Regions from separate parts of the Mus musculus genome. Here regions 2 and 3 are each linked to region 1. The links are chromatin loops, found by intact Hi-C in ENCODE. Cell type or tissue: gastrocnemius. All regions are shown on one strand. Region 1 overlaps Tgs1 (trimethylguanosine synthase 1). Region 2 overlaps Lyn (LYN proto-oncogene, Src family tyrosine kinase). Region 3 overlaps Lyn (LYN proto-oncogene, Src family tyrosine kinase).

What was found. A loop is a pair of places that touch in the nucleus more often than their neighbours do. Peaks named below come from ENCODE experiments on the same cell type or tissue, not always from the same donor. Only the 100,000 strongest peaks of a DNase experiment are listed, where the experiment ranks them.
Region 2: it touches region 1 in a loop (2.4-fold over the local background); 27 of 42 quality-filtered maps call a loop at or near these places.
Region 3: it touches region 1 in a loop (2.2-fold over the local background); 31 of 42 quality-filtered maps call a loop at or near these places.

What each region holds. Positions count from the first base shown.
Region 1 is chr4:3,613,838-3,621,837 of GRCm38, forward strand. It overlaps Tgs1 (trimethylguanosine synthase 1), which reads left to right. Exons shown (of 13, transcript NM_054089.4): 13 at 1,022-2,787. The coding sequence ends at 1,168. Among named protein-coding and RNA genes, the nearest start is that of 2210414B05Rik, 39 kb to the right of the region's middle. In gastrocnemius, no CTCF peak of the experiment used is centred here; a DNase peak (open chromatin) is centred at 4,045.
Region 2 is chr4:3,788,208-3,796,207 of GRCm38, forward strand. It overlaps Lyn (LYN proto-oncogene, Src family tyrosine kinase), which reads left to right. Exons shown (of 13, transcript NM_001111096.1): 13 at 1,535-3,405. The coding sequence ends at 1,737. Among named protein-coding and RNA genes, the nearest start is that of Gm22781, 4.4 kb to the right of the region's middle. In gastrocnemius, no CTCF peak of the experiment used is centred here; no DNase peak of the experiment used is centred here.
Region 3 is chr4:3,776,700-3,784,699 of GRCm38, forward strand. It overlaps Lyn (LYN proto-oncogene, Src family tyrosine kinase), which reads left to right. Exons shown (of 13, transcript NM_001111096.1): 11 at 4,214-4,367; 12 at 6,274-6,405. Among named protein-coding and RNA genes, the nearest start is that of Gm22781, 16 kb to the right of the region's middle. In gastrocnemius, CTCF peaks have their summits at 3,889 (motif pointing left), 6,052 and 6,971 (motif pointing left); no DNase peak of the experiment used is centred here.

The DNA of each region.
Region 1 (8,000 bases):
ATTGATGGTATAGGTTAGAGATGGAGTCTTCCTCTATTGATGGTGTAGGTTAGAGATGGGGTCTTCCTCTATTGATGGTATAGGTTAGAAATGGGGTCTTCCTCTATTGATGGTGTAGGTTAGAGATGGGGTCTTCCTCTATTGATGGTGTAGGTTAGAGATGGGGTCTTCCTCTATTGATGGTGTAGGTTAGAGATGGGGTCTTCCTCTATTGATGGTATAGGTTAGAGATGGGGTCTTCCTCTATTGATGGTATAGGTTAGAGATGGGGTCTTCCTCTATTGATGGTATAGGTTAGAGATGGGGTCTTCCTCTATTGATGGTATAGGTTAGAGATGGGGTCTTCCTCTATTGATGGTATAGGTTAGGGATGGGGTCTTCCTCTATTGATGGTATAGGTTAGAGATGGAGTCTTCCTCTATTGATGGTGTAGGTTAGAGATGGGGTCTTCCTCTATTGATGGTATAGGTTAGAAATGGGGTCTTCCTCTATTGATGGTGTAGGTTAGAGATGGGGTCTTCCTCTATTGATGGTGTAGGTTAGAGATGGGGTCTTCCTCTATTGATGGTGTAGGTTAGAGATGGGGTCTTCCTCTATTGATGGTATAGGTTAGAGATGGGGTCTTCCTCTATTGATGGTATAGGTTAGAGATGGGGTCTTCCTCTATTGATGGTATAGGTTAGAGATGGGGTCTTCCTCTATTGATGGTATAGGTTAGGGATGGGGTCTTCCTCTATTGATGGTATAGGTTAGAGATGGGGTCTTCCTCTATTGATGGTGTAGGTTAGGGGATGGGGTCTCTTTTGAAAGTCTGTGTTCAGCATGGTAATGGGTATGTTTAATCTTAGGAAGCAGGGGCAGGATGAGTTTGAGGACAATCTGGTCTACATAAGGAGTGGGCCAGCCAGAGCTATTTAATGAGACCATGCCAAAAGGGAGGAAGGATGGAGGGGGAGGGGAGAGAGAGGGAGAGAGAGATCCCGCTCATGTGCATGACTTGTGTATGTGCTTTTCCTGGCAGGTGGCATCCTTGGCTGGGCTTGGAGGACAAGTGGAAATAGAACAGAACTTTCTTAACAACAAGTTAAAGACCATCACTGCATACTTTGGTGACCTGATCAGAAGACCAGCACTTCTGAAGACCAGCACTTCTGAAGCGGAAGTGTGATACTGTAAAGCACAGAGAGATCATGTGGAGTGAGGATGTATGACATTCAAGTGAGAGACAGGAGGAAGGCCTTCCTAGGTTCTTTAATACTGTGTGCACATGTGATGTGGAAAACTCCGAGTTTTAAAGGATGCTAATGAAGTGGTTTGAGATCTTTAGGTAATGGTAATGGATCTGTGTTGTACACTTTAAAACAGCATCAGGGCAAGGTGATAGTGGTGCCTGCAATCCCAGCACTTCAGAAAGATCATGAGTTCAAGCTCATGCTGTGCTTCCTAACAAATCAAGGCTGGCCTGAGCTACATGAGATCTTGCCACAAAAAAGAAAAAAATCATAAAAAGTCTAGGCATATCCCTGTGCTTAAATTAAGTACATCTGTATATGTATTTGTTTTCATTCTTTAACTGTTTTAGCTTAACATCTTTGTGTCTGTGTAAGTAATTATTAGTTTTTTAAAATATAAAGAAAAACAAAGCAATTCTACCTACACGTGTAATCCCTATTGAAATAATGTTACCAATTTAATGCTAACACAGAAAAAGTAAAACTCCCACCACCTAACCTACCTTCTTTTCAGCTATCTAAAGCTAATCACAGTTAGCAGGACTTTGCTTTTTAACTTTTTTATTACATTTTTATTTTGTCTATATGTGCATGCATGCGTGTGTGTAGAGGTCAGAGGACAACTTGCTAGAGTCCATTCTCTACTTACACCATGTGGGTTCCTGGGAATCAAGTTAAAGTCATTAGACTTTATAACCAGAGCCTTTACCTACTGAGCCAACCCATTGGTCCCCTCTTAATTCTTCTGAAGAAAAGATCGCAGTATAACAGTGTACCCCGGTGCACTTCTCCATTGATGCACTCACTGTGCGTTCATTGCCTTCCCTTTGTGGATACTTAATGTATAGTATATGAAATAATTGCTTTTGTGAGAGAGAGAATGTGTTTGTGCGCAAGAGAGATGTGCGTGTGTGCATGTGTGTGCGCCTACTTTGACCCAAGTCCAGGGAAGAGTGTTGGATTCCTTATAGCTGGAGTTACAGATGGTTATGAGCTGTCAAATGTGGGTACTGGGAAATGCACTTGGGTCCTCTGGAAGTGGAAGTAAGTTCTCTCTCCAGCCCAAGATGGGCTTTTTAATCAGTGTTTTTGCTTTTCTGTTTTGGTATGGTTTTGTTGTTATTGTTTTGTTTTGTCTTGTTTTGTTTTTTTGTATACCCAGGCTGGCCTCATACTTTGTGTGTAACTCAGAGTGACTTTGAGCTCCTAACCCTTCTGGCTCCACCTACTGCACCTGGCTTATCAGAGTATCTTGAAAGCCATTCTATTTCAGTTCATACATGTCAATCTACCTCGTGTTTTAAATGGCTATTTTGTATTCCATCATCTATATATATAAACTAGTTCCCTACTGAGAGGCACCCAAGCTGTTTTTATGGTTTTATCGTTACCAACTGTTTATGCACTGTCTTTCCTTACAATATTTGCTGTTGAACAAGTATTTCAGTTGGTAAGTTTCTAGAAGTTACACCACTGGGCTTTTGTACATTTCAGTCTCGATAAAAAGACTAAATTGCTTCAATAAAATTGAACTTGCTTTTAGGCTTATCTCAAATTTTGTTTTATTTTTTGCTTTAACCAGATTTATTTTTAAAGCTTTGTGTGTATGTGCGAGTGCTACCTATACAGATGCCCTCAGGAGCCAGAAGAGGGTGTCAGATCTCCTGGAATAGAAGTTACAAGTGGATGTGAGTCCCTAAAATGTGTGGGTTCTTAACTCTCCAGCACACAACCTTTTACTTAGTCATGTATGAAATAATGTAATATAGAAGGTAATGTTTTTAATGTTTTGTTAAAGATTGCAGTCTACAGTGTGCCTCCATGTGAACCAATAAAGCAGGAATATCAGGTTAAGGTTAATGGACTATATTCCAAAGACAGAAACAAGGGAAGCCATTCAGAAATGTACAGCAAGAGTGTGAGGCAGATGGAAATTGTTGAAAACAATTCCAACTGTGAACCAAAATGAGGAAAGCCCATTTAGATCCAGTTGCGGCTGCAGAACAGTTTAGCATTGAGAAGGGTTTCCTAGAACTGAAGAGATGACTCTGTGGTTAAGAGTGAGTACTGTTCATGCAGAGGACCTAAGTTCACTTTCCAGCACTCAGATGCCATCTGGAGAGGAAACCCACTGTGTAAAACTGAGTACATGGAACAATCAACTTAGCATATCTGATTCAGCTGTTCGCCATCTCAGGCTGCGAGACAATCTGGAGAGAGACATATGTAGAGCAAGAGTGCCTACACTTCAGAGAGCAGGGAGAGGTAGCCTCACCAATACCTGAAAGCAGACATCATCAAATAATAAATTAAGATAATAAAGAGTTCAGTAGCTGAGTGTCCTGGCTAGTTTTGTAACAGTTGACACAAGCAAGAGTCACTTGGAGATGAGGGAGCTTCAACTGAGAATGTCTTAATAAGATCAGGCTTTATGCAGGCCTGTGGGATGTTAGTGATTGATGTGACCACCAGCCCATTGTGTTTGAGGCCATCCCTGGGCTGGTGGTCAAAGAACGATGAACAAGGCAGTAAGCAGCCCTCCATGGCTAAAGCATCACCTGCTAGGTTCCTCCTGCAGTTCTTGCATTTTTGCTCTGATTTCCTTCAGTGATGGTGTGCACGTGGCAATGTAAGCCAAATAAACCCTTTTCTAACCAATTTGCTCCTGGTCATAGTGTATCATCATAGCAATAGTCACCCTAACTAGGACACTGGGCCAGAAGACTGCAGTAGGCCAGCTTCTAGAGCCAGCTACCTGCCATGAGGTTCAGTGCTACTAAAGATAAACTGCAAAACCCCAGTGGAAGACTTGGCATCACAGCTGCCTCCCACCAGCAAGGTGATGAACACTTGGCAGATTTTGAAAGTATGAAAACAGCTCTTCCTGTACAGATCCTCTGATTGGCTGGCTTCCCCCACCCCAGACTGTGCTCTAGTTTCCCCTGGTCCTATTCCTTTATCTCATTCATTTGCTACTTTCATTTTTAACCTGATGTTTACTATTTTTTCACTTCATAGTACACTGCATTTTTAGTAGTTGGTTCTATGTTAGTTGACTTTACTTGATAGTAAGTGTATTCCTGTATCTTGTATAGGTTGATACAGCCACTGTTACACTAGTTTTCTCAATGAATGGTCCTGGAGACTAAGCCCTCCAGAGCAAACGAGCCTCAGACAAAACCAGAAATTATATCCAAACTAGGAGATGCATAAATTACAAACAAAAACACAATAAAGTCACGAAGTAGCTCAGCAGATAAAAGCAATTCTCAGTGTTCTTATTTCTGCAATAAAGCACTAACCAAAACCAGCTTGGAGAAGAAGCTTAGAGAAGCGTATCTCATCTTACAACTCCCAGGTCTGTCACTGGGGGAGTGAAGGCAGGCACTGAAACAGGCCATAACAAAATACTATTTCCTAGCTTTTACAAAGTGCCTTTCCTACAGCCCAGGCCCACCTGCCCAGGGATGACACTGCTTACAGCCCAGGCCTTCCTACAGTAGTTAGTACTCAAGAAAATGCCTCAGACCAATATGGTAGCAATTCCTCAGTTGAGTTTTCCTCTCCTCAGGTATGTCCAATTGACAACTAAGAAAGCTAACTATGAGATCACATGAACTCTACAACCTGAGTTTGGTGTCTGGAGCCCACAGTGGAAAGGATAATGCCCACCATGGCATGCATACACACACACAAAATACGATATAAAAACACAAAACAGTAAACATGAAAAGGGAATCATCACTTGTTCTAGCAAAGGACTACAACTCCTCAGGTATGAAGTTCAAAGACAAACAGGTGAAACACCAATAAAGATCTCAAAAGTTAACTAACAAAAATGGTCAAGGACCCAATGATATTACAAGCAAGAAGATGATTAAAGAAGTGAGTCCATTACATGGGGACAAAAGCCAGTATCCAATGAAAAATTCAACAAGGTGAAAAAGGAAAAAAAAAAAATGTGACTAAACTCAGCTACATGGGAAACAGGAAATTTAGATTGTCTGGCACAAAACTGTTGGAAATTAAGATCTCAGTAATTGATCCTAATTTCTGGTAATTAAGTAAATACACTGGAGACACAGTAGACAGCCAAGCAGATTAAAGATTGTCAGATGCATTGAGGTCTTCCTCGGTAAGGCTTCTCCAGTAGCCACACATTGGAGACACCTCACATGTGTCTTGACCTGATTTGCTTGACTCAGAACTGTTTAGTGACTCTGTCGGCAAGAACTGCAAGACAGCTTAAAAAAATAAAAGAGAGCCGGCAGATTTCTGCATTTGAGGCCAACCTGGTCTACAAAGTGAGTTCCAGGACAGCCAGGGCTATACAGAGAAACCCTGTCTCCAGCACGTAGAGGACAAATTCAAGAATATACTGCATTGTGACATCAATGAGTAAATGAGCCTAGCCATAACTTAGTCTATATGATAAGATTAAAATACCAAAGCTATAGGTAGAAGGAGGAGCTGGGAGGAAGACAAGGCCCAGGGCGGAGAGATAGCTCCTTTGTATGCAGAACCTGAGCTCAGACCCCTAGCACTCGTGTTAAAGCCAACAGTGCCACGGTGCCGGTAACCCCAATTATTTTTGTAGAGAGAAAAGCTGATCCTGGGAGCTCACAGCTACCTGGAGCTTGAGAGTCAGAGACTCATCTCAAGATAAGAAGAGGATATCTCCTGGCCTCCACATATACTCCCCTGTACACAGTGCATAAGTACACAAGTACTTGGGTACTTGTGGGCACATAGCTACAAATACACTAAACTTAAGGCACAGAGAATCCCATCAAAGAAACAATGGGGAGGGTGGTCTCTCATTGCTGTGGAACGAATGAGGGAGAGGCACTTAGAACCCCAAACAACACAATCAGAACCTCTCCATGATACAATCAAGATGTCAAAACCACAGTGTCTGAAGAGATGGTTCACAGTTAAGAAAGCAGCGGCTATTCTTGGAAAGGACCCAAGTTTGGTTTCCAACAGCCATGTCAGGTGGCTCACAACCTCATAACTCCAGCTCTAGAAGGTTTGACACTCTTTTGACCTCAAGCACCCACACATATCTTCTGCCGGGCAGTGGTGGCACTTTAATCCCAGCACTTGGGAGACAGAGGCAGGCAGATTTCTGAGTTCAAGGCCAGCCTGGTCTACAGAGTGAGTTCCAGGACATCCAGGGCTACACAGAAAAACCCTGTCTGAAAAAAAACAAAAAACAAAAAAAAAACAAAACAAAACAACAACAACAACAAAAGATATCTTCTAAAAATACGAAATAAAATGGCCTAGTGTGGTGGTCTATACCTTTAATCCCAACCTTGGTAGGCAGGTGGATCTCTGAGTTCAAAGCCACCCTGGTATATAGACAGACAGACATAAAGAAGTGATCTAAAGGGAGGAGGAAGGGAGAACAAGCAAGGGTAATAATATATGTGTCATGAAAACAGAAGAGGGCTATTTGTGGGGGGCCCAATATGAGTGGCAGAGGCGGGCAGAATGAATCACGGCAAATCCGGTGTCTGTGGTAGGTAGTGATGTCACAAAGAAACCCAGGTCCTTGTTGCTAGCTAATAACTATTCTCCTTAAATAAAATTGGATTTAAAGGAGGAAGAATATGTGTTGCTTAATTATTCATCTAAAGAGTGTGTTGAGGGCTAGAAAGAAGGCTCTGTGGTTAAGAGGACTAGCTGCTCCCGCAGAAGAACCATAACTAACTCCAGATCCATACTTTCAATGCTCTCTTTTGTCCTTCATGGGTACACACACACACACATGGTGCACATATGCACATGCATGCAAAACACTCGTAATAAAATATGACTTAAAGCATCTTTAAATGGTATGTTAATAAGAACCAAAAAAAATGTGTTCACATTCATTAAGTAGGCAATTGACAATGGATCTCTGTAGCCACTGTAAGGTTTTTCTTCTGGCTGGGATTGACCCAGGGAAATAAAACAAGTGGAGAGATTTTGAGTGGTTCTGGAAGGCCACAAACATGGCTATTGGAGCAATGCACATTTGGTCATAGTGTGCTTAACATTCATTGCAGCCCTGGCCTGTGACCTCAGAACAAAACAACAGAACCCTGATGCTCTTGCATCACAAAGCAACAGTGTTGAGAATGTCAGCACTCTTCAAGTGACGCCACTATGCTTGGTTGCCTCGGCACACAAGCAGTTAAACTGCTCTCTAAAGAGCAAATGTCTTTTTAATTTAATTTGAAACATCAAATCTGTCAATGTTCTCCATACTTCTTATAGAGCATTTTTGAATAATGCCTTTAATGTTCAGCAATAATTCTGCACAGGAACCATAGCACTAGACAAGGTGACATAGGGTAAAAGCAGGTTGCAAAAATCTCCAGTTATTTTTAGCTTTTTGTCACACCCTCTTCTGCATGTGTGGATGTTGGGCCCCATTTTGGCCCTACTTTAGGCCTTGAGGACAAACCGGAGCCTGGCTCAAGTTTCAAGACCTGTCTCAGTCACTTCTGTATCTGGCTGACTCAGTAAGACCTGTTTGGCCCTGCCTCTGCCCCACCCCCCATTACCCTTCCCCCCAACCTCCTACGTCATCTTACCCCACCCAAAAAAAAAAAAAAAAAACCTCCCTATGTTCTGAACTTATATAAGTGAGAGGCTGATGCCATAAAGTTGAGTTCCTGCTTTGACAAGACTCCTAGCTCAGTCTTTTGGGCGGGCCTTCGACACTACTGGCCAACCCGCTCAGCCCCTCTCAGCCCCAGAGAGACCCCGGCAGGATCC
Region 2 (8,000 bases), 170 kb after region 1:
GTCAGTCAGGTCTAACATTGATTTGTATGCACGTTGATAACTTTTCAGCCGACCTGTGCAGATTTTTCTGCTGGTCATGGGATCTGAGGACCTAGAAGGATGGGGCAGACTACAGTCTGATGCGGTAGAAACCTTATGTCAGTTCAGTGTATTTTTATACACAAATGCAACAAAAAAGCAACAATCCAAGGAAGGTTGTCTGAGTTCAGAAAAGCATGTAAATAAACATCAATAAACACATACTGAATATTAACAGAGTAGCCCTTCCCCAGAATGTTCTTAGGACAGACCAATTTAAACACTATTTTTTAAAGATTTATTTATTTATTTATTTATGTATTTATTTATTTTATGTATATGAGTACACTGTAGCTGTACAGATGGTTGTAAGCTTTCATGTGGTCATTGGGAATCAGATCAACCCACTCGCTCATGTCAACTCCGCTCACTCAGTCTCTCCTTGATCCGGCCCAAAGATTTATGTATTATTATATCTAAATACACTGTAGCTTACTTCAGACGAACCAGAAGAGGACGTCAGATCTCATTACAAGTGGTTGTGAGCCACTGTGTGGTTGCTGGGATTTGAACTCAGAACCTTCAGAAGAGCAGTCAGTACTCTTACTCACTGAGCCATCTCTCCAGCCCCTAATTTAAACAGTATTGACTGGGGCTGGAGAGATGACTCAGCAGTTAAGAGCACCAACTGTTCTTCCAAAAGTCCTGAGTTCAATTCCCAGCAACCACATAGTGGCTCCAACCATCTGTAATGGGATCGGATGCCCTCTTCTGGTATGTCTGAAGAGAGCAATGGTGTACTTATATACATAAAATAAATAAATAAATCTTTAAAAAAATAAAATAAACACTATTGACTGGCACCTACTATAGAGTATATCTGAGAAAGCAAGGCAGAAAGCTGTATGTAGAGTCAATGTATACTGACCAGATTTGGTTCTATAGCTATGTTCTGCATCATCGTGTCATATAAATTGAGTGTAAATGCTTAACACAGTAGACACAAAATCACATCCAAGAACAATCTAAGGAACATATATGTGCATGTTAATATGAAGGAGTTACTTACAAGCACGCTGGTGCATGTGTGTGTGTGTATGTGTGTGTGTGTACAGGTACACATGTATACCATGCTTGTAGAGGACAGAGGACAGCACTAAGTCTCATTCTTCAGTGTCTATTGATTTTGAGATAGTCTCTCAAACTAGAATTTGCCAAGTAGGCTAGGCTGACTGGCTAGTAAGCCCCAGAGATCTATCTGCTAGTCTTACTTCCACTGCCTCCCAATCCCTACTGCCCTGAGAGTTTGGATTACAAGTATGTACCACCTTGCTTGGCTTTTGATATAGGCTCTGTGAATTTGGGGAGAACATACACCAACCTGTAAGTAGACTCAAGGAAACTTCTTTTTTCAGTCTTAGCTGCAGAATGCTGGTGTCAAGCCACCCTGCAGTGTTCTGCCACTGAGCAGGGCTTCTAAACTCTACAAGGTTGCTTTTGTTTGTTTTGGCCTCAGGGAGAACCAACGCAGATGTGATGAGCGCACTGTCACAGGGATATCGAATGCCACGCATGGAGAACTGCCCAGATGAGCTCTATGACATCATGAAAATGTGTTGGAAAGAAAAGGCAGAGGAGAGGCCAACTTTTGACTACTTACAGAGTGTCCTGGATGACTTCTATACAGCCACAGAAGGGCAGTATCAGCAGCAACCGTAGTGGGCATGGAGACTAGCCTATTGTAGGTAGTTGGAAAAGCAGCCTTGGAGGAGCTAACTATCTCATGCCAGGACCCTCTGTGTTCCTGGTTCCTGATGGACGTGATGAATTAACTCAGGAAGAACACCCTGGATGCTGTTTCTTAAATGGGTGGCCGCTGCTCAATGGGACCACAGTCAGAATACAAACACCCTCTCTTTCTAATATGCACACTGGCTCTACAGGGGCCGAGTGACTCAGGTTCAGAGACTGTTGCAACAAATTCCCAGATGCAACAAGAACTAAACTCACTTAGCAAAAATAAACCCCATGCTGAGCAGATGCTCCCGTACCTTCTCAATGCTTTGGCTTACATTCTTAAAAACTACTAATCCAGCCTGTTAGATTTTACAGGTGAAGCCACAAGCTTTAAAACACCTTTTCTAAATTTGAATTTTTTTTTTTTTTTGCTTTGGAAATTTGATTCCTCCTCACCTTCCGCACAACCCCCAGAAAATGAGACTATTGAACATTTTCCTTTGTGGTAAGATCACTGGACAGGAGGCAGCACGTGCTCACTCTGCTGGAGCGCTGTGCATGGGCACACAGAGGGACCACTGCTGAACTGGAGCCCTTTGGAGCTACACCACTGCCCAGACCTCCCTCGAAGGCAGGAAAGCCTCAAGCTCTAAAGGAATGTTTTTAATGGTCCAGGTATTTCAATTATGGGATTCTCTAAAGGCTTTCCTGATGGTGTCCTTTGGGAGAAATGTAAACATCCATCTAATCTGTCAGGACTTTATGAGACCTTCCAAGAATACAAAGCATTTCTCTCATTGCCTCAAATGACTTGAACATTTTATAAATCATATATTTTAGTTATACTCTAAAAAAGTTAAAATGGCATATTTCGGGTTATTCTTGTGACTCGGTAATCTTTTCTAAAATGTGTAAAGTGTATGAGAGACTATTTACATGTAGGAATCAGGAGTCATGGAAAAGCCTCTGGTGACCAGAGCAGTTTTGTTACCTGAGTTGCCCACTGTCAACGCTGATTGGAAACTGCTGTGTCTGCCCCTTTCACTTATGCTACTGTGTACATACTTAATATTTTGATTTTTGATTTTATTTTAATACACCCAATAACATCTTAAGATTTTTGTCTTGTGTATCAGATTCTCAACTCTTGTCCATGTATAAATAAGAGCTGGTTGGTGGGGGAAGGGCAGGGAGTCATTCTGTACAGTCTACTGCATGAACTTGTGCAGGCTGCACCTCCACAACTGGAGCATTTCAGGTTGGAGGGCTGAGGAGTTGATGGCCTGGGTAGCCACAGATCTGTTTTTAACAGGCTTTGCAGGCACCATTAAAATTGAAATTTGTATGTTCATTTGAAGATCTAGATGACTAGGCGAAGGGATTGAATATCTCATTTTTTTCTCAATCTTTGTCTTTTCCATGATTTTTTAAAATAGTATCATTTCAAAATATTCTAAAGCCCTTTATATCCGAGTGCCTATTTCCAAACGCAGCATGTGTACATTTATTCATTTGATTGACAATAGTGGGATTTCTAAGGCCCTCCAGTCCCTACTCTCATTTCAAACTCACCTGCATTGTCTACTTTATTTCATGGAAAGGAAGTGCGAAGAATCCTTAAAGAAATCACTAAAACATTGCTAAAAATTCATTTCCATCTTGTCTTACTTCTCTCACTCCTGCTTCCATTTTCCATTTGGCATTCCCCTTCTATGGAGTATTTGATCTTTCCTTCAGATGCTTGTGTCATCAGGAGATATCAGGTGTGCTGGGAGGGAGGGGGCTCAGTGGGTAAAATGCTTGTTAAGGCTAAGGACCTTCCTTCACAGCCCCAGAACGTGTGTACTTCCTGCAGTTTCAATGCTCCTACTGGGAAGTCGGAGTCAGACACTGGAGAATCCCCAGACGCTTGAGGTCCACCTAGCCAGGCACATGCAGCAACACACAAGAGACCCCAAAAAGACAGACGCTTGAGGTCCACCTAGCCAGGCACATGCAGCAACACACAAGAGACCCCAAAAGATAAAGGTAAAAAGACCAGTACCCAAGCTTGTCCTCTGACCACTCAAATGCACACACACATCCATAGGTTTTATACACACACACACACACACACACATCTTACACACACATCTCACACACACATCTTACACACACACATATCATACACATCTCACACACAGAGACTGTGAGAGAGACTTCAAAACAAACAACAACAAGATGTTTTTAATGTTCACATAGTGGTTACATCCATGGCAAAGAAAGAGTTACAGTTCATTTCCATCCTGGATCCCTTTATGGACAAGAGCTGCTAAGATGTTTACAGTGGGACACGCCCTCTGCAACTCCGATGAATTAGATGAAGTGCTTCTCCTCCTGCAGCCTCCAGCTCTCCTGTTTTTACCACCAGCATCCACAATCAGCTGAACAGTCTCCCATTTCCCCAAAGGAAACTGTCCCTCAGAGGACACTGCTTTCTCACCTCCTGTTGGCTCCTTCCTTCTTTCTCTTCACCCAGTGGGATGGCAACTCCATATTTTCCTGCAGAAACCTTTTAGATTAAGAGCTGGCAAGCATTGCTATTTTTGCTAAAGGAAATGTTGATTCTAATCACATCTGCCATTTAGTCAAGGCTTTTTTTTTTTTTTTTAACTTTGGCACTTTATCAAAATTTTCTCCAGTTCACACAACAGCCCTGAAACTTTTGAAAGATCTAATTTCATGACTGAGTGATCTGGTGCACTCAATGCTGAAGGACTAGATTGGGGCTTGTTTGTTTGTTTGTTTGTTTGCCTGTTTGTTTGTTTTCCTTGTTTTCTTGTGAGATAGAATGAGCGCACCTAACTCTAACCTCTAGGCCACTGGGAGCGTCTACTTATAAAATCAAATCCTGAAGAACTTTGGTAGCAGATTAGCCCTGATTCCAATTGCCAAGGATATACATTTCAAAAGGATCCACTAAAGTCCACATAGATATGAGGAGAAATTTCCTTAAGTAACTTTTTTGTGTATACAAAATATCATGCAAGCCACACTTTTAGGCTAGACTTGGCTAATGTCTTTTTTTGTTTGTTTGTTTGTTTTTTTTTTGGTTTTTTTTTTTTTTTTTTTTTTTTTTTTTTGGTTTTTTGAGACAGGGTTTCTCTGTGTAGTCTTGGCTGTCCTGGAACTCGCTCTGTAGACCAGGCTGGCCTCGAACTAAGAAATCCGCCTGCCTCTGCCTCCCAAGTGCTGGGATTAAAGTCGTGCACCACCACGCCCGGCGGCTAATGTCTTAATTGAGGTTTTATTCCTGTGAAGAGACACTATGACCATGGCAACTCTTATAAAGGAAAGTATTTAATTGGGACTGGCTTACAGCTCAGAGGCTTAGTCCATTATTACCACGGTGGAAGCATGGCAGGCAGACATGGTGCTAGAGAGGTAGCTGAGAATTCTACATCTCAGGCAGCAGGAAGGGAGAGTGAGCCACTGGGCCTAGGTTAAACTTCAAGAACCTCAAAGCCCACTCATGGTGACAGACTTCTCCCAACTGCGCCACACCTCCTCCAACATGGCCACACTTCCTAATAATGCCATTCCCTATGGGCCTAGGCATTGTAGTCAAACCGTCACAGCTACATACCAAGACTCGGCCTCAAAGTTATATTATGGAAAAATTAAGCTCACCAATATACTTTTAAAACACAATTTGTAGGGATTATAGCCTTCAAAATTAAATGTTTTGATAATATTTTGGTCCATTTTATGAGGGAGAATATATTAAAACTGGTAACATTTTTTTCAGTAAGTTCTAGACCACTATGTCGAAAGTTTTCCCGCTTAGTTTCCTATGCTTTGTGTGTGTGTGTGTGTGTGTGTATACATGTGTGTGTATGAATATATGTGTGATATGTATATGATGTACATGTGCATATGTGTGTGTGTGATGTGCATGTGATGTACATGTGCATATGTGTGTGTATATGTGTGTGTGATGTGCATGTGTGTGCACTCGAGAGTATGTGTGATGTGTGGAACAAGGGCCATGCTTTGTGTCGAGGTCAGAGGACAGTTCTGTGTTGTCTTCTTCCACCTTTTCCAGGTTCCAGAGATGTAACATCAGTAACCAGGCATGCACCATCCAGCCCCAAGGACCTTTAAATGCTGAGTGACTCCACTGACCCTGTTTCCTGTTAAGTGCTTCAGATAGACATGTTAATTGTACCTAGCATTCCTGGGATGGCCACAGCATCATTGCACTTCCATGCGTGTGGAAACGACAATCCAATTCCATGGACTGTCTCTAACAATCCTCTAGATTGTTGGAAAGACCATTGGAATAATCTAGATTGTCAAACTATAGTCATAGAACAGAGCTTATGTGCACAAAAGGAGATGCCATGTCAGGAAGCCCAGATAATTGCAAGTTCTATTTACTTTTAGTCTTATCCCTTAGGTTCTAGAATAATTTGGATTGTCAATTTCAGGTTGGTTTTTTTTCTAACTTTTTATTGGTTCTTTGTGAATTTCACAGCATGCACCCCAACCCCACTCATCTGCCCTCTACTCATACCTACTCTCTACCCTTGCGTCCTCCCCTAAAACAGAGAAAAAAATCTTACTGTGGAAGCTGTAATGTATCACAGTGTGTCCCACAGATCCCACCCTTTTATTCACACTTTACTTGCAATGTTCATTGCATTGACTCCTTGGTCTGGTATGGGTACTCTGGCTTCTGCGACTCTGTCAATCCTGGAGCCTCACTGGAACTCCTCTTGGATATCTTGTTGTTGCTCTGTGTCACAGAGATCCTGTAGTTTTGGATCTATAGGAGTGGTCCCTTCTTGCACTCCAGCAGTTCATCAATGAGATAGATGTTGGGGTGGGCCAATCCAAAGCTCTGGATCTGGGCCTTAGAGGAATCTGAACTAATCAGCCCATTGGCTCTCCTGCTCTCATGCCCTCAAGCACACCCTCCTTATTTCCCCCTTCACCAACAACCAGGGCCAGCTCTACCATGCTACCCAGGGGAGGTACAGGGTCCATTCTCCCAAGTGTTGCAGTTGGCAAGAGATATGGCCAGTTATCCCATTCTCATGACCCTGAGGCCAGTTCTCCTGCCTGCCATAGGTGTTGAGGGATGAGGGAGGGGAGGAGGGAGTCTCTCTGCACCACAATACATAAGACAAGAGGCAGGGCCAGCTCTCCTGTGCTCACATCCTCAGGCCAACTCACCTGTAACCCCCATGTCCAGGGCCAGCTCTGCTGTGCTGCCTAGTCAGGTGTAGAACCTACTCTCCAAAGTGCTGCAGTAGCTGAGGGGCAGGGCCAGCTCTCCCATTCTGATGACCTTGGGCCAGATTCCTCCCTGCCATGGGTGGCAAGGGCAAGAGAGGGGTATCTCTCACTTGCCCATACTACCACATGGCAGACAAGTGACAATATAGGGCCAGCTGTCCCAAGCTCACACCCTTGTGGTCAGCTTATCTACATTAGGGTAACTTCTACTATGATGCCCAGGTAAAGTGTAGGGCCTACTCTCCTGAGTGCTTCAGCTCATGAGGGAAGAGACAGCTCTCCTGCTATAATGATCCCAGGGCAGGTTTCTCAGGGGCAAGAGCGGAGGAGGGTATCTCTCATTTGTCTATACCATCATAGGGAAGATGATTGGCTGGGCCAGCTCTCCCACACTCATATCCTCACCCAAGATTCTTGAAATGTTGGGAGCTTCTCTCCAGTACTGCAGGTGGGTAGGGGTGGGATCAGCCATCCTGCTACCCCAGGGCCAGCTTTCTCTTGATGCCAGGTGAGGTGTGGGGTCAGATCTGCACAGCCCTCAGACATCAGCATGGCCCTGGGCAGCAGCCCAGACCAGATATGTCCACCTAGCCTTTCGTAGTAATAGACCCTGCTGTTTCAGGGCCATGGACCCAGACATGGTCCCTGGTGGCAGCACAGGCCAGGACTCCACTGTGGTCTCAGGTGGCACCAATTACTCATATCAGGCTGTTCCTGGCTACTCTCGAGTCTCCAGTTCTGCCTCTTCATTATGCACACATCCTTCTGTCTATCTTTCTCTTCCATTTCTCCACCACTTACTAGCTCCTCCCCTTAGAGGATCCTGGGGTCTCTGAGTGTCTGGGGTTTCAACGCTGGTCTCAGGAGTGCTATGCCCATTTGTTCATTGTGGCACCAGGCAAGGGTTATCTCAGGCAAGGTCTGCCTGACCCCCAAGGCCTGTTTAGTGCCACAATGGTGATTAC
Region 3 (8,000 bases), 160 kb after region 1:
GGCACAGTGAGGCCTGATAAGGCAGATCACACTGTGCACCCCTTGTTTGTGGAACAAGAAGACAGACTTTCTATGTAAGCATTGTTAGTGGGTGGGAAATTCATGTGAGCATGCCCAAGCAAGATTCTTCTAATATCTTTAGTCTGATTTAACACCCCTGATGTTGTATCCTGGGAGAAAATTATGTGCAAAGTAATAAGACCCTGCAGTTTATATTCTATCGCCACCCAGCCCACCACAAGTGTTCATGTACATCTAAGGCTGTTGTGCTGTGAGAATCACTTTGCGTGAAAAACCACCCATGGTTACCAAATTCCAATGCTGTGCCAGCCATTGACTGCATACACAACCGTCGTCTCAGATTATAGTACCTAGTGATGATGTCACCACCTTAGGCTATGTAAGTACAGCACACAGTGCTTGAACAATAGCAAGATCACTTAATGATTGATATCTAAGGATGGGTCCCTACTAAGGCATGACAACAGGCTAGCAGTCCACAGTAGCCTCTGGGATGCTGACTACAGTCTAAGGTCCAGCCCTGATCCAGCACACCCTATACACACACACACACACACACACACACAGCCTACACGAGTAAGAAGCAATATTCGGTTTCTGCATGCTGCAGCTCCTGACATGACTTCTGTTAGAAGCTGATACTTCTCATCTCTGACTTGTGTGCTTGGCCAAACCTGTGGCTCTGGGCTTGTGGGAGGGCAGGCTCTTCCGCTGACTGGTTATTGAAAATAATCAGCCAGTTGGCTGTTACTTGAGGAAAGTCTGGCTGACTGGTGAGTGAGTAAGAGCATCCCGGAAGCCTCTCTTCTTTCCCAAGGTGCATCAGAGAGGCTACATCTCAGGACTCATTTCCTGACACTGCAGGGCTGTTTGTCAACTAACAAGACAAGGCAGCCCTTCACCCCAGGTAGCATCATAATCTTCTGTGGCTAGGTTGCTAGGCTGATGTGGACCCCGTGGCTCACAGACCTCCACCTTGCCTGGTAGCTCTGCCTGTCCTCCCAGGAGAGCAGCACACTCAGCAAGGGTGTGTTTCACAGCATTTGCTTCAGTCAGAAACATTTTCAAGGCACCATTCTGGACAGAGCTTGGTCACGGGCTGTGGTTGTCATGTACCTCCATGGGCTTCCTTCACACTGCTGTTTTCTGAGGCCTTTATCTTCTCTAAGCTTCATTTGCATGTGTTCCATGGGAGTAAAACCTGCCTAGTGGTTGTTATTAGGGTCAAACATGAATTAAGTATAAAATCTGTAAAACACAGTAAATGCTGAACTAGTAGTGGTTACTATCTCTCTCACTACCTAACAGTCGCCATCATAATCAATACCCACCACCAGTACCACTATTACCACCACCATCACCATCGTTTAGAAGCTGAGCTCGGAAAAGCACTCTACCTGGAATAGAAAGCCAAAGTACACAAGGCTTGTTCAATACTGTTACTGCTTCAGAGAATCGCCTCCAAACGCTTTCAACAGGTGCCTAGCTTGAGTAGGTGTGTGTGGAGCCCTCCTAGCAAGTTCTTGGAATGTTCTTCAATGAGCTGACCCTGGGAATCCATGGCAGAGCATGAGCCCTTGCTGTCTGTGATGCTTGTATCTGTGTTTCCCACACAGGTTTCTAGTTAACTGAGTTTAGGCCTAAGTTGGGATTATTTCCAGCCTCAGCTTCTTTGCATGCCGTGCCCAGGGTCTATATAATTATTAGACTGTTAGCTAGGTGTGACCAGCATTTCAAAAAGGCAATAACTAAGGAGGACTGGAAACGGGCTCAGAGACCATCAGTAATGACCACACAGTTGTTTGTATCCCGCTGGGGCTCTAGAACCTGCCTCTGGCTCATTTCAGCAAGGGATCTCTCTGTCTCCTTAAGCCAAACATTCCATCCAGTTGTGTAACAACTGCTTGGCCCATTCTTCTGCTTAGTCCCAGCACGCTCTGCACTCTTCCACTTTCTTTGGCTTTAGTAAGTTTGCCTAAGGTTGGTGTGTCAGCGCAGTAAGAATAACTGAGGCATGATATATAAAATAAATAAATAAATCTTAAAACAAAAACAAAACCTTAGCTCATTTTACTGAGGGAGATTAGTAACAGCAGCAAAGTTGCACTAGATAAAAGTGAAATAGAAAAGATATACAGTGCGGCCTTTGTCTTAGAGGTGTTTATTATCTGGTTGCCGTGACAACAGTAAGCACCTGAACAGAATAAAAACAAAGGTAAAGCTACAACCCTTAGCTGCCAGTAGTGTTTGTGCAAAACAACACTGTAGAACAGGAGAAAGGTTCAGGGTGGGACTTGGTTGACTCTGGAAGGGGACCCAGGATGAGGCCTGGAAGGAAAGGAAGTGCTAAAGAGCTGCTCCTTTGCTGAGCAGTAGAGGGCAAGGGACTTGAGTGGGCTTCACAGCATGATGTAATGAGGCTGCTGCTCACAGTGATGGAGGAGTCTGGTCCTTCCAGATGAGCTGCTGCAGTTTAAGGCAGAATCTGGGGGGCAATGGACTCTATTAGAAGTAATCCTAATTGGAAGTGACTTCTAACTCTCTTAAACACACACACACAAACATACAGACAAGCACACACAAACACACACACACACACCATAAGCCTGCACACAAGCAAACACACGTAAACACACACACAAGCACACACAAACACACATCACAAACATGCACACAAACAAGCAAACACAAACACACACCACAAACATGCACACACACAAGCACACACAAACACGCACCACAAACATGCACATAAACAAACACAAATAAACACATACAAGCACACATGCACACACACCTTCATTCCTTATCCTTGACTGTAATTTGGTGGAACAATCCTCTAATTTATTTTAGAGCTCTGCCACACTTCCTGCCAGCACTAAGTGGCACCTTCTTCTCTCGAGGTCATTGTCTATTGGAATCCTTCATTCTGCCTCATGCCCTTGCTTTGTTGTCAGAGTATATTCAGTTCATCTTGAGGGACTGTGCTCAGAGGCTCTGGAGAGCTGGACCTACAGCTCTTCCTTAGCAAGATCTTGATAGAGTGAGTCTTACTAACAAGCACAGCCCTCATGTCCTGGTGCCTTATAATGAACTTGTATTATTAAAAATTCAATTTCTTCACTTCTTTTGTCTTAGTTCTGGTTTCTACCACAAATCATCATGGACTGCATGGCTCACACAACAGGCATTTACTTCTCAGAGTTCTAGGGATGTCCGGGAGGAAGTGCCAGCACATTCAGTTCCTGGCTCAGGCATGCACACATGCATGCACACATGCATGCACACACACACATTCTCCCTTAACAGCTATGGCTACCCAAGGTGGAAGGGACCAGGAAGCTCTCTGTGGTCTCTTGTGTAAGGACACCAAGTCTTCCATGATGCCCTGACTTATTACTTTACAACTGCCAACACATAAGGATCATATTGAGGGTCAGGGTATCAATATATGAATTTGGGGGCTACAACATCCAGAGAATAGCATATATTTCCTCACTTAAGAATCTAAGATTATGCCGGGCAGTGGTGGCGCATGCCTTTAATCTCAGCACTTGGGAGGCAGAGGCAGGTGGATGTCTGAGTTCAAGGCTAGCCTGGTCTACAAAGTGAGTTCCAGGACAGCCAGGGCTATACAGAGAAACCCTGTCTCGAAAAACTGAAAGAAAGGAAAAAAAAAAAAAAAAAAAAAAAAAAAAAAAAAAAAAACCAAACCAAAACCCATTACCATGGGGCTAAAAAGATAGCTCAGTAGTTAAGACCACAAACTGCTGTTAGAGAGGGCCCAAGTTCAGTTCCCCGTTCTCATGTTGGGCTGCTCTCAACTGCCTGCAACTCCAGCTCCAGGGGATCTGATGCCCCCTTCTGGCTTCTATGAGCAACTACATGCAATGTTTACACTGTCACACAAAAGATGCACAAACACACACATACACATATGAACACACACAGAGACATACAGATAATAAAACCTTCTTTGAAGTTATCATCATTGTAGATGTTAGGGACAGATTTTAGAAAGGATTCTAAGGGTGACTTTAGCACTATCTTAAAAATGTGAACAACAGGAATAATAATACACATGAAAGAATCTCAAAAGCTCAAGTTCTGTGTTTGTGTTTGTTTTGTTTTTCTTGATGGCCAACCATGACAGCCTATCTAGAATACAAGCCTGAGCCCCTTCTATTTGCAGATTGCAGAAGGCATGGCGTACATCGAGCGGAAGAACTACATCCACCGTGATCTGCGAGCTGCTAACGTCCTGGTCTCTGAGTCACTCATGTGCAAGATTGCAGACTTTGGCCTCGCGAGAGTCATCGAAGATAACGAGTACACAGCAAGGGAAGGTATGTGTGCTGGGCCACAGAGGCCATCTCACTGCAGGCTTGTGCTCTGCTTTCCACACTTTGACCCCCGTGCCTGATGCCCTCCTGTTTCTCCACCCCCAATTCCACCAAGTGTTCTCTCTGTTCCCACAGTCCTCACGTCTACCTTCAAGACAGGGGGTTGCTGTGTAACAAGATTCATAAACAGTAGCAACTATTTTCTTCTTCGCTGTTTCTTAGATAAGGGGTTGTTTTACTCTTTGGTACTGGGGATCAATGGACTAGGGCCTCGTGCTTGCAAGGGAAGAGCTCAACCACTGAGTGGTAGCACGGTCTTGCTGTGTAACCCAGGCTGGCCTCAAACTCTAAATCCTGCTGCCTTAGCTTCCCAAGTGCTGGGATTACACAGGTGTGTACATCCAGCCTCGTATTTCAATTCGTCAAACTAAAACAAAACTGAATTGGCAAAATTAAGATTCTTTTTTTTTTTTTTAGCCTGTCAGGTAGATTTTTTCTCTCAATAATAAAGTATGTGTGCTTCCCTGAACTGCAGAGACGTTTGTTACACTCATTCAATGCTGCAGACCACTGATGACAGACCTCAGCTGTTCTGCAGCTCTAGAGATCACTCTGTAAGGGGCTGAGTCTGGATCCGCACCAGAGAATCCGGCTTCTAAGTACATGAGCAAGAACCGAGTCCACTGGTTTGTTGATACCAGCAAGCAGTGAGTCTTTGAAAAATACCAGAAAGGTACAAAGATCATAAGGAACATGTTAGGATTGAACCAAATAGAAAGTGGTAACATGGAGATGCTCTCAGTCTCTGCATCTCTGTCCTCCCATCATGCAGCACTGCTCCAGACTGTCTGGCAATAGTCCAGGAATCAGTGATACGCTCCAGCACACAACAGGTGTACACAACTGTCTTTATTGCTCTTGTAGGGACTTCCAGTTTTAGTAAGGCACTTCAAAAGAAAACTCATGCAAAGACATAGTAAAGGTAATGTCTTCAAGCAATGGCTATGAACCCTTAGCAGTTCCATGAATGATCAAGTTACAGTCTGTGCCAAGTCTTGCTTTCCTTTAAGGAAATTATATATAATTCTGGCTGTGGATATAGTTCAGTGGTCAAATGTGTACTTAGCATTCATCCCCAGCACTAGAAGTTAAGTAGGCAAATTTAAATGAAATATAAGATGTATCCATGGAAACTTAGAATGGGCCCATTAAGGAAAAACCTGAACTGTTTTATAGAGGTTTGGTTTGACATTTTCATAGGTTTGTTTGGTTTGGGTTTTTGAGATGTGATCCTGCATTGCTTTCCAGGTTAGCTTTAAATTCCTTTTTTTTTTTTTTTTTTTTTTTTTTTTTTTGGTGTTTTGAGACAGGGTTTCTCTGTATAGCCCTGGCTTTCCTGGAACTCATTTTGTAGACCAGGCTGGCTTCGAACTTAGAAATCTGCCTGCCTCTGCCTCCCGAGTGCTGACTGCTGAGATTAAAGGTGTGTGCCACCATGCCCAGCTCTAACTTTAAATTTCTTGTACCAAGAGATGCTCCATCCCTCCGCTGAGAATACAGGTGCATGTCAGCATGCTAAACTCTAGATAAAAATTTCAACACATTTGAAAGGCCAACAATATAAGAAAATTGTATTTGCACTGTACACCATGCCCTTTTGTGTTTAAAGTTGAACTGGCTACAGTGCCCCATAGAGGTTCCAGAAGAAACTGCTTCTAAGGAGGGGAGGACCCAAAAGGGATATGCAAGAAAGGGAGGTGAACAAATTTGACACCACATCCATTTTGATTGTATCTTTTCTATTCCAAGTAAATTACTTAAATTTCAAAAAAAAAAGTCAAAGAAGAAAATTACTCATAACCCATCATTAGCTTGAACTCTGAGTAGGAGCCCACATCTTCCTCCTCAGGTGCGAAGTTCCCTATCAAGTGGACAGCTCCAGAGGCCATCAACTTCGGCTGCTTCACTATCAAATCTGACGTGTGGTCCTTCGGAATTCTCCTGTATGAGATTGTCACCTATGGGAAGATTCCCTACCCAGGTATCATTTCCCTACACCCCACTCCATTGTGAGGGGAGAACAAGCACCCCAGAGACAATAGCTCTGTCTACCCAGATCTGTTCTTCTGACAGAACTTAGGTCCTTACCCTTTATGCAAATCTTACTGAACGATGCTTAGATGTTTCTACCTCACTCTTCCTTCAGTGAGTTCACCACTTACTACATTGTGCACCTGGCGCTGCTCCTGGTGTTTCAGTGAGGCAGATTAGACACTAGTGCCCCTCTGCCAAAGCAGGGTTCCAGATGGGGCAGACCATGTCCAAGGAAGGAGGGTCTTCAATGTCTTCTGCTAGTTGTGAGAACTGTGGTAGTGGCTCTTACCCTCTTCAGGGGGTAGTTGCTACTGTTCAGCACTGAAGGACTCTTCTGATCTTAAAGGTAAATCTTTAGTGGCTTGAGAGATAAGTCATCAGTTGAGAGCACTGGCTATTCATGCAGAGAACCTAGGTTCTAGTCCCAGAGCCTGCATGGCCCCTCACAGCCATCTACCAACTCCAATCTCAGGGGATCCAACACCCCCTTCTGGCCTCTGCAGGCATTGCTGGTACATAATGCACAGACATACATGTAGGAAAAACACCCATGCACATAAAATTTAAATTAAGAGGAGAAAATTGCAGTTAAATCATTAAAGTTACTAATTGCCCTATTCATTTAGAAATACCTGGGCGCATGGTCCATACCCAAGGCCAGAAGGAGGGAGGTTCTCCACCCTTCCCTTCATGGGAGAAACTGATGCTTAACAGATGATTTCCGCTTGTGGTGGGGTAAGAGATGCTGGAGAAAGCATGTGGATGGCTATGGGCTACCAGGAATTCTTGCAAAGAAGGGATCTACTGTCTTTACCCAAGGGCTATTAATGTCTGAGACTCAAAGGCATGAGGGAAGGAGGCTTGGAAGTTGAGAGTTGAGCATCCCACAGTGGCAACAGCTAGCTTTGGACTTGGGCCACAGGAAGGAGGCCAGTGTGATTTGGACCTTACTTGATACCTGATGAATGAATAATGGACAAATGAATGAGTAACTCAGGAAGGCTAAATAACCTTAAGACAGTCTCCATACTGTGGATGAGATACTAGGAGGTCAGAATATCAGAGGAAGCAACGGACCCAGGGCCAGAGAGTGTCACAGGCCATGGGCCTGGGTTCAACAGAGTACTGATGACTGTAGGAGAGCCTCCTGTCACACTCAGCTTGTCAAGATGGGGAGATGGTGGTGAAGTTAGTGATTTAACACCGCTATAAACTAGGAAAACTATTTCTACTTATCCACAGTATCTAAACTGACAGACATCATTCTGTACGTAAGCCTATATCTATCTAACCCTACAAATATATATCTATCTACCTGTACAAATAAAAGATTACATATTCATATATATATATATATATATGATACCTGACATAATAATATAATATTACATATAATGTGTGCATTATGTGTAATATGTTGTTACGTGTGATATTCCAGCCAAGACCTCTGAGGCTTGGAGAAAATGACAGGGCCCAAACCAGTGGCAAAGGTGCTTCTAAACTATGGCCGAGCACCTCCTAAGACCTTCTGCTTGCCTATCG